Regions from separate parts of the Homo sapiens genome. Here region 2 is linked to region 1. Evidence: chromatin contacts called from ENCODE Hi-C or POLR2A ChIA-PET data. All regions are on one chromosome and are shown on one strand. Each heading gives the region's core, a stretch centred on a gene start or an enhancer-like site at or near the end of the contact. The rest is flanking DNA. Distances are from core to core; before and after follow the strand shown. Region 1 overlaps LAMA3 (laminin subunit alpha 3). Region 2 holds the start of TTC39C (tetratricopeptide repeat domain 39C).

Region 1 (4,467 bases), core at 731-3,230:
GACTCCGTCTCAAAAAAAAAAAAAAAAAGAAAATAGGAACAGAGGTTGAGAAAAGTAAACATTAACAATGAGAATCCTCCTTAGCAATTAATGTGTGGTGTATATTATATATATAATGTGTATTATAAATAATGGATAATATGGTATGTATTTTTATGAAATATATATAAGTTACTGCATATAGCAAAGCAAAGTAATACTCTGTTGCCTGCTGGGGTATAATAAATATACTTTATTGTATAACACTGGAGCTCTGGCCCAAACCCCAGTGCAAAACCCAAGAGGGCCAGGCTGAGCCCTGGTCAAGGCTAGGGCAGCCTAAGCAGCTAGCATCCAAGCTGGTGGAGAGACCTGCTTTCATTATGCCCATTTCTAGGCCCAGATTTGAGCCCGGGGCTCTTTTTTTCCCACTGCAAGCAAACATCACACCAAAATGTGCCACTGGGTCTGGAGGAAAAGGGCAAAAATTGCATTAAGGCGGAGGACAGTCCCTAGACCTGAGCTGTTGATAGGCTCATCTTACTTAACTTTGTGGGGTGGGGGGAAAGGCAAATCTGAGACAAGAAAGACAGGTGCCCAAGGCTGCCTCAAGTAACCCTGGTGCAATTAACGCTGTGGCAGGGGGTAGGAGAGAGGAAGGGAGAGGGCACTCACAGAGCTCAGCCCTGGAGCTGTGGCCCCATCAGAGCGCCCCATCAGAGCCTTGAACTTGACAAACCTAGAAAAGCACCCCTCCTCTCTGGGGACAGAGGGAGTCCCAACTTTCCCTTCGTCTGGCATTCCCAAGATGGGTTTTTGAGATAATTTTGTTATTTCAGACATCAAATAACATTAAAACACATATTCCATTATTAAGTTATTCCTTTTTCAATTCTCTTTCTAGCGTTTGGACGAGGACAAGGAACAGCTTTTGGCTTTGTGCTAGTATGTCTTAAACACCCTCTTGATTACGTGTTAAGCACCTTTTTCTCCAAGCAAAGAACACATAGGTCACACTACTTAGTTTGATATTAACAGTGTTTGGTTTTCAAATGTTTATTTCTCAGGGTTATCTATTATTTATGGTAAAGAATATTGGGTTTCCATTTATGGGAGAGATAAAAAGATCCCATAGAAGCACATTTAAAATAAATAGTTTGATGGAGAGAAAACAGTTAAGCCAATGTTTTACCTTATGGCAAAGATGGTGAAAATGGCACAAATTACTGTAATTTGAAACACATTATGTTAACCAAAAAATCTCTGTCTATAACCTAAAACCTACGTTTTTGCATTCCCTGGAGGAGAAGCCAATAGATTCAGGTTTAGGAAGTGGCAGAGAAGCTCTATCTTCACCCTTTCAGGGCCTGCGTCTCAACCTGCACCTTAGAAATGAAGGCTTTGGGTTAAGAAATGGGCACTTACTCTATGTGGTTGTGAACATTAATTAGATCCTTAAAAATCATTTAAAGTATTTTGAGATTCTCATATGGTGAGTATTTTGAATATCTCATACAATTATGCCTATAATATAAGGTGAATTGTTTCTGTCCATGGCTCTGAACATAACTATTTACCTTTGGTTTCCCTGATGGAGGTGATCCCAGGTAAACTGGCGCTCTGATGCTGATGGTGGAGTTTCCAGGCAAACTTCCCTCCCGGGCCCTCAGTCCATCCACAACCAAGCGCCCCTTTTCCCCATCATGGCCAAACACCACCTTCAGAGTAAGAAAGATACGTGAGTTGTATTTTTACCTTTGACAATTGGTGTTGTATTTTATTAAATATTAGTGGCCAAATTAAAAAAAAATGTTTTCATGCTCCTTCAAATAGCTTCAAAAGATGAGAGATTTTTTCCTCCGGTTATCACTATCACCATCGTTTTGTGAGATTATGTGAAATACTGAACAAACTGAGCTCAAAAGGGGAACTGAAAAAAAAAGGTTGCTTAGAAGTGAACTAATCAAAAGAGATTATAGAATTCATCTGGAAACTTACACAAAAGAGAAACAGTTCAAGGCACAGCCACAGGCAACCCCCTCCATGTAACAAAGGGGCAGGGACAGTTTATACAGTGCTGGGGACGGGGGTGTGTTGGAGTCGTGGCACCCTGGGCTGGCCTCTTGGAGCAGGTAGAACGAGGGCACTTCTCTTCAAACAAGAGGAGTGTTTAAACTCTTTGCTAAAATTTCTGATCCCTGGGGTCTGGTGTGGATTCTGCCATCTCATAGGTGTGGTGAGACTATTCACTACGGACACTTCCATTTATATGCCAAGCTGTGACCTTTGGCCTCTACTGCCTGCTGACACCTGGGCTTGAAGGTCTGACAGGCCACTCAACCCTGAGATGTTCACGACAGAAATCCTCATTCTCCCCCAGCTCTGAACTGCTCTCCTCCTGGCCACATCTGCCTCTTCTCCATCTTCATCTCAGTAAATGCCCACTAATGACTCAATTGCTGGCCCCAAATCACAGGATGTGATCTGGACCCTCTCTTCCTCTCACCCTCTATATGTGATCCATCAGCAAGGCCGCGTGGTTCTACCTTCAGCATGCGTCCTGGCGGTCACTTCTCCCGACCTCCCCACAGCCTCCGCAAGCAAAGGCAATAGCAGCCATGTGGGCCCCCTGCTGCTACTCTTGCCCCCTGGCAGTCTCTTCAGCTAAAGAATTAAATAATATATGAATCTGTACATGTAAGAGTTTTATTTTTTTTATTTTTATTTTTTTGACAGAGTCTTGCTCTGTCGCCCAGGCTGGAGTGCAGTGGTGTGATCTCGGCTCACTGCAACCTCCACCTCCTGAGTTCAAGCGATTCTCCTGCCTCAGCCTCCTGAGTAGCTGGGATTACAGGTGCATGCCACCATGCCCAGCTAATGTTTGTATTTTTAGTAAAGATGGGGTTTCACCATGTTGGTCGGGCTGGTCTCGAACTCCTGACCTTGTGATCAGCCCGCCTTGGCCTCCCAAAGTGCTGGGATTACAGGCATGAGCCACCGCGCCTGGCCAAGAGTTTTAAGACTCTTTAAAAGCTTTACAGACACTTTCAAATAAAGTCCAAAGTCGGAGCTTGGCCTTCAAAGCTTAAATGATCTGGGCTCTGTCTTCCTCTCTAATTCCATTTCTTATTGCTTTGTGTTTTGTTCATTCAGCTAATTCCCACCTCCAGGTCCTTGTTATTTGCTCTTCCCTCTTCCTGGAACCCCCTCCCCATAACTTCATGTGACTACCACCTGCTGTACCAGGGCTTTCTCTACTGCCTTATTTAAAATAGTCTCCCTGCTCTGTCATTTTCTTACCTTGCTCTAGTGTTTTCTCAAAGCACTTACCAATCTCTGACATTACATTGAGGATTGTTTGCTTATGTGTTCCAGGAAGGCAGCTGAATGACTAAGGGAATGCAACTTGTCAAGTCACTTACATTTTCTGAAGTCCAGTTGCCTCATTAGAGAAATAAATAGGTCCCTTATTGCCTTAAATGGTATTTCTTGAAATCTGGAATGGCTTTAAGCAAGAGCCAAGATGCTAGGGTCATTCCAGGTCCAGAGAGGGGCCTGGAGGCCTGGAAATTGGCCATAAGGGGAAGAAATGGTCCAGGATGAAGGAGTTAGAGTAGGCAAGGGGCATGAGGCAGCCTGGGGGAGGGCTGGAGGGGATGGAAGAAGCATCAGTAAAGCCCATCTTGACTTTACTGTCTAGGATGACAGCCATGCAATGTGTGTGCCGCGGCCTCCAGTACTGAGATGCTGGGAACGCAGCGCCTGCAAGCACACAAGCTCTCCCACTCCACGCCCTCATGTCTGGGAAGGATGCTGGGACTCCTATTTTCAGCGACTCCAACAGTGAATTCCACACCAACTGGAGATACTGACACAGCCCCAGCTCTTACCGTGTGCCATTTCCCATCATTGCATTTCTCCTTGCTTTTGATCCTCAATTTTTTCCCATCTGTCCCCAGTGCAAAGACCAGACGTCCTTTTGAAAGATAAAGAGCCATAAAGGAGTTCTTAGTGCCCGTGTGAAACACCAGTCCTCTGGAGGATGTTGTCTGCATGTCCACAGCAAACTGTGACCTGTTGGGAACATCGGCGATGAAGGGAAATAGAGGTGTTCAGCGTTCCTTCGAATCTCAGCACTGAGACAGAGGGTGGGGAGCAAACACCCAACCCCCATTTTTCAAATGGATAAGCTAACGTAGGTACTGATTAAATGACCCGTTTCTCTGGAAACTTTAAAAAGCTATTCTATTCCAGCTGTTAATGGTTTTGTTGTATAATTTCCTTACTACATTGGGGAATAACATGGAACTTTTGTGGCAAACTTAGCTAGTGGTGTAAGTCCCAGCACATGGCAAGAAGAAACATGTCTGAATCTTTTATAAAAAGTCCATGTTTTAAAAAGTTAGGGTAAAATACGCTAACCTAAAATGTGCCATCTTAACCTTTTTTAAGTGTATAGTTCAGTACTGTTAAGTACATTCAGATTGT
Region 2 (4,467 bases), core at 1,427-3,926, 69 kb before region 1:
TTCATTCTAACCACCACACGATAATGTGGGTACTCTTACTGTTACTCCTATTTTATAGATAAGGAAGCAAATTTTGAGAAACCAAAGTCAGCAGCCACAAAATGGCAAAAGACTGGAACCCAGGTTGCAGGACTCTGGTCCATGATCACACCTGTATGCAACCGTGCTTTCCAAAACATACATCAGAAGCACCTTTTGGGAGGGGGGAAGAACGCAATGATTGTCCACACCACAAACAAATCAGATGGAGCCAAGGAAAGCTGATAGGATGATACCATCTCTGTCTACCTGTCTTTTTCCCTCCCACCATCTCTAAAAAAGGCTTTTTAACATTGCTGGAAAATAAGGTCTCAGAGCAGATGACAAATTATCATAAATTTAGTGAGGGAAGCAGAATGGTAAAATGAAAAGAGTCCTTGATTTAGAACTATAGTGTTTGTGTCCTGGTCCACAGTAAAAACTAAGTCTCATGTCCCTCGTTACAAAACTGTCATGATAAGATACACCTCACTCTTTTGTTGTCATGAGAATAGTGAGAATATATAAGGGAATGTGTCTAGCACTGTGCTTGGCAGAAAAGAGGTACTACAGTTTTCCCTGCCTTATCTTCAGTTCCCATTTCAAAATACAAGCAGACAGCACCTAGCTATACAAGGTAAATATTCCCTGGACACCTCCAACGCACTCACCCACAGAGAAGTATCTTTGAAGGGGCATCTCTCTGCTGTTGCTGGGAGAGAGTTTTCCAACCACTCATATACTGCCTTCTATTAACAGTGCATAAAATTTCTTAGATAGTGCAAAAATTTCATGCTTTCAATGTAAAGGTAGTATTTTCGCCTACTAAAGAAGGGTTAAAAAAGACCATTAAAATAAATATCACAGGAGACTTCAAAGCAAGAAGTACTTAAACATGCAAGTACCTAAATCATCAACTAAAAAGGGTAAATTTGACTCTACAACTATCTCCATCCTTCTCTCATACGACACAAACTGGTAGTCTAAAAAAGGAATCATAGCACGGTACAGGAAATATTCACACCTTTTTTCCTGAGGGCTTCTTAAAAACTACAAAAGAGAAATTGTGTGACAAGTAAACCTTTTAAATCCCCCATCAACAGCCTTTGATGAAACTCCATCTTGAAACCAGACCTGTATGCTTTAAAAATGAAATGTTCTAAGTAAAGCGAAGTTGTTTTTACTTTCAGACCAAAGGGGGGAAAAAATCACCGATTTAAAAGTAAAAGGGCTTTAGTGAAAAGTTCACAGTTGTGAGATACTTGCTTCGCCATTAAGAAGGTGGAAGCTCTGCTGGGTAGAAACCACCATTCTCTGAGGTCTGAGACTTTAGGCATTCTCATTCTTACAGACTCTGTCTCCCGGTCACAGTTGTACATTGGTCCTCTCATTCCAACCAAACTACAGGGTCTCCATAGCGTGAAGCATGTGGTCCTTAAACGTGTTGGGGAAAGCTGCTAATCAACGTCCTTAAGGCTCGTCAACAATCAGACGGCAAATCACAAACTTGCTTCCTCAACCCGAGAACAAACACTCCAGGTCCCCAAAGAAATGAAGGTTCCTTCCACTCCCACAGGAAAACTACCAGGTTTCAGTTCTTTCGCTTTATTTTTTAAAAGACAAATAAAAAATTAACTGAACACACGTGTTTTCCTACCATTCTCATACTTTTTAAAAATCCCTCCATTTTCTTCCTTCCTTTATTTACGTTGGAAAAATTCTTAATAAATAACGCCTGCTTGAAAGACATCAGGAACTCATTTTGAGGACTGAGTTTGCAGAAGACAAGGCAGAGAGATGAGTGGGCAGAGTTGAGCTGAAATTTTTAAATTCCTGCACGGCAAAGCAATTGTGCGTATCTGTTTTCAAACAATAAAAGCGTCTGGAATTGCACAATGTTGCAGAGCCATGCGAGGCGCGAGGAGCAGGCAGCCGGAGGGCTCCGTGTCACAAAGGCTGCCGGGGCAGCACGCGAGCCAGAGTCACGACAAGCCCGGGTCCCAGGCTCGCTGCTGCCTCAAATCTCATCCGGTCCCAAAGCCAGCTGCCCTGCAGAGAGGAGCCTACCGGCACCGGGCACGTCTGTGGGAGGGCGAGGCTGGGAGAAAGTGAGAGGGGGACTGCGGGCGCGCGGGGCGGGCGCGCGGCGGGTCCCGGGAGGGAAAGGACAACGGAGCCGGGGGTAGGGGGTGGACGAGGAGATGTGGCAGAGGCGCATTCCCTCTGGCTGATCTTGCCAGGGAGGAGACCTGAGGACCGGAATCGGTGACCGACAGGAGGGGGAGGGGGCTCCCGGGGGCCGCAGGTCGAGGCGCGTGAGCCGGACACGAGGTGCGCGCTGCAGGGTTGGGGAATCGGGGACGCGTGGGTCACCTGTATTGTTTGAAAAGCTGGTCCGACTCCCTGAAGCCGTTGTTGAGCAGCATGTTGATGCCGGCCAGGGCCAGCTCCGCGTCCTGCAGGGGCGCCGCCGCCGCCGCTGCCGCGTCCGAGTCTCCGTCGTCCCGCCGCCGCGGCCGCTGCTGCTCCGAGCCGGCCATGGGCGTGCGAGGCCCTGCGCTGGGCCGAGGCGAGATCGGGAGCAGCTGCTGCGGCCCCGCGCGCGCCCGGAGCCCGGCTCTACCTGCCCGGAGCCAAGCGGAGCCGGGAGGGGAGGGGAGGGGAGGGGAGAAGACGGGAGGGAAGAGGAGGGAAGGACCGCGGAGGGAGGAGCCGCGGCCCGGCTGCGGCGCGGCGTGGGAGGTGGGCGTCCGGCCGCCGCCGCGGGGATTACTCAGCAGCACCCGCCCGCTCCTCTCGCGCCCTCCGAAGCACCCAACTCGCGCGGGCCCCGAAGCGGAATCCGTTTCCGGGTGTCTCTCACCCCGCCAAGCCGGTCCCCGAGCGGCGGCCGCCTCCACTTCCTGCAGCCCCCGCGCCCCGGCCCCTCCCGGGTCCCCAAGCCGCGCCTTCGCCCACCGCCCAGGACTGCTCGGACACACGCACGCGAGACCCGGAGACCCGAGCGCCCCACCCTCCCCCGAAGGGGCCGGACCCAGGAGTCGGGAGGAGGGCAAGGCGCGGAGGGAGAACGAGCGTGCGGATGTGGAAGGAAAGGGAAAGGGAAGGGGAACTCCGCCCGGGCCGCTATGCTAGCGCGCGGCGCTTTGTCCACGAGTAACTGAAACTCCACGAGTAACTGAAACCCCACGCAGCCCGCGCCCGCGACCCCAGACTTCATCCCGACCCTGGGGCCGCCCCCTAGGACCAGGGCAGCCAATTCCCGAGGAGGTGGGCGGCGGGGGCGGGGTCTCTGGCACCTGCCCCGCAGCTCCCCGGAGCCCCGCGCTGCGGGACTGCAAGGCAGAGCCCCTCGGATCCCGGTACCACCCACTCCAGCCCGCCACCAACATTTGCGCAGTGGGGCAGGAGGAGAAATGGAGGCCTATATGCCATGTGCCCAAATATTTAAAAGTTATAAATTCAGCTGCCAAAGTGTGTTCTATTCTCACACTGCCAATTATTCTTGCAAAGCTTTGGCGTTCATATGACCAAATGTCAGCAAAACATCAAAAGTGACTGAATTTAACCATTATCACAGAAGTCTCACTGTTCTGATGATGGGCTGGTGATATCTGGATGCCTAATATTCTAGAGACAAGCAATTCATAAATCATCTTTATGTTTTTTCCACAAATTTATTTTTCTCTAATTTAGCAAAATCCCTTAATGTAGTGTTGCAATCAAGATTATGCTCTAATGCCAAATTGGACAACCTTCCTTGAGTCGCTGTCGTTTTTAGAGTGTAGTTTATTAATTTCAACTTGAAGAAACTTTGCTGAAACATTTATAACAGAATTTTTTTTAAATGAAAGCAATCCTCAGGTTTAGAAATAACTCCTGAATTTTAAACATTATGTCATCCATTATCATGGGACCAATATAATAAGTTATTACAGAAAAATGCAAAATAATTTTGTCATGTAAGTTGCTTTTACTTATTTTGTAAATTGTACCATCCCTTATAAGAATATCTAAATCCATACAGGATTTTCAACTTTTATAAATAGAAATTTTAGAGTAATAAGAATTACTGCCACTCCTTAAGTGTCATGTGTAACTGTTGCAAAGCCATGCTAATTCTTGAGTACATCTGGAACCACAAACTGGAACACTGACAGAAGCAAGAAAATGGACGATTCACATCCTTGGGAAACAGTACGTTGTAATGCAGGAGTCACTGCATTCATGCTGTCTGAGAAGAAGGATTTGACAAGCTGACCTTTAAAAGAAAATCTAGGTTTTCTTGGATTTAACATAATGTTAGTCTCAAACATCAGCAGTGTCACCATCCTTCATGGCACTGAGAGGCTGTAACCTTTTGTTTTTAGGGCACTGAGCTAAAGATGAGAAGAAGCGTTCCCTGGAGCCTGCATGGCATCAATCATGAGAATGGATGTTGAGGGTTAT

What was found. A loop is a pair of places that touch in the nucleus more often than their neighbours do. ChIA-PET counts read pairs that join two places held with the same protein, here RNA polymerase II (POLR2A). Pooled maps may share reads with other maps.
Region 2: a loop to region 1 is called in a map of dorsolateral prefrontal cortex, with 2.0 times the contacts of the local background. The contact joins the promoter of TTC39C here to the enhancer-like site in region 1. A Hi-C loop is called at or near these places in 9 of 168 maps with a recorded cell type or tissue (CD4-positive, alpha-beta T cell, GM12878, OCI-LY7 and 6 more), 18 of 37 single-sample maps with no recorded cell type and 16 of 50 pooled maps. POLR2A ChIA-PET finds 5 or more read pairs at or near these places in 9 of 52 experiments (BJ, GM12878, H1 and 6 more).

Annotation. Positions count from the first base shown.
Region 1 is chr18:23,943,374-23,947,840 of GRCh38, reverse strand. LAMA3 (laminin subunit alpha 3) reads right to left here. Exons shown (of 75, transcript NM_198129.4): 69 at 3,870-4,053; 70 at 1,557-1,697. Among named protein-coding and RNA genes, the nearest start is that of LINC02958, 37 kb to the left of the region's middle. Within about 2 kb of position 1,980, at least 3 of the 41 ENCODE cell types and tissues checked have a DNase peak (open chromatin) inside an H3K27ac peak, as active enhancers do; they include GM12878 and OCI-LY7, where a contact is called at or near this core.
Region 2 is chr18:24,012,963-24,017,429 of GRCh38, reverse strand. TTC39C (tetratricopeptide repeat domain 39C) reads right to left here and starts at 2,676. Exons shown (of 14, transcript NM_001135993.2): 1 at 2,392-2,676. The coding sequence starts at 2,558. It overlaps TTC39C-AS1 (TTC39C antisense RNA 1), which reads left to right and starts at 1,970. Exons shown (of 6, transcript NR_110796.1): 1 at 1,970-2,126; 2 at 4,389-4,467. RefSeq lists silencers at 2,260-2,439, 2,520-3,439.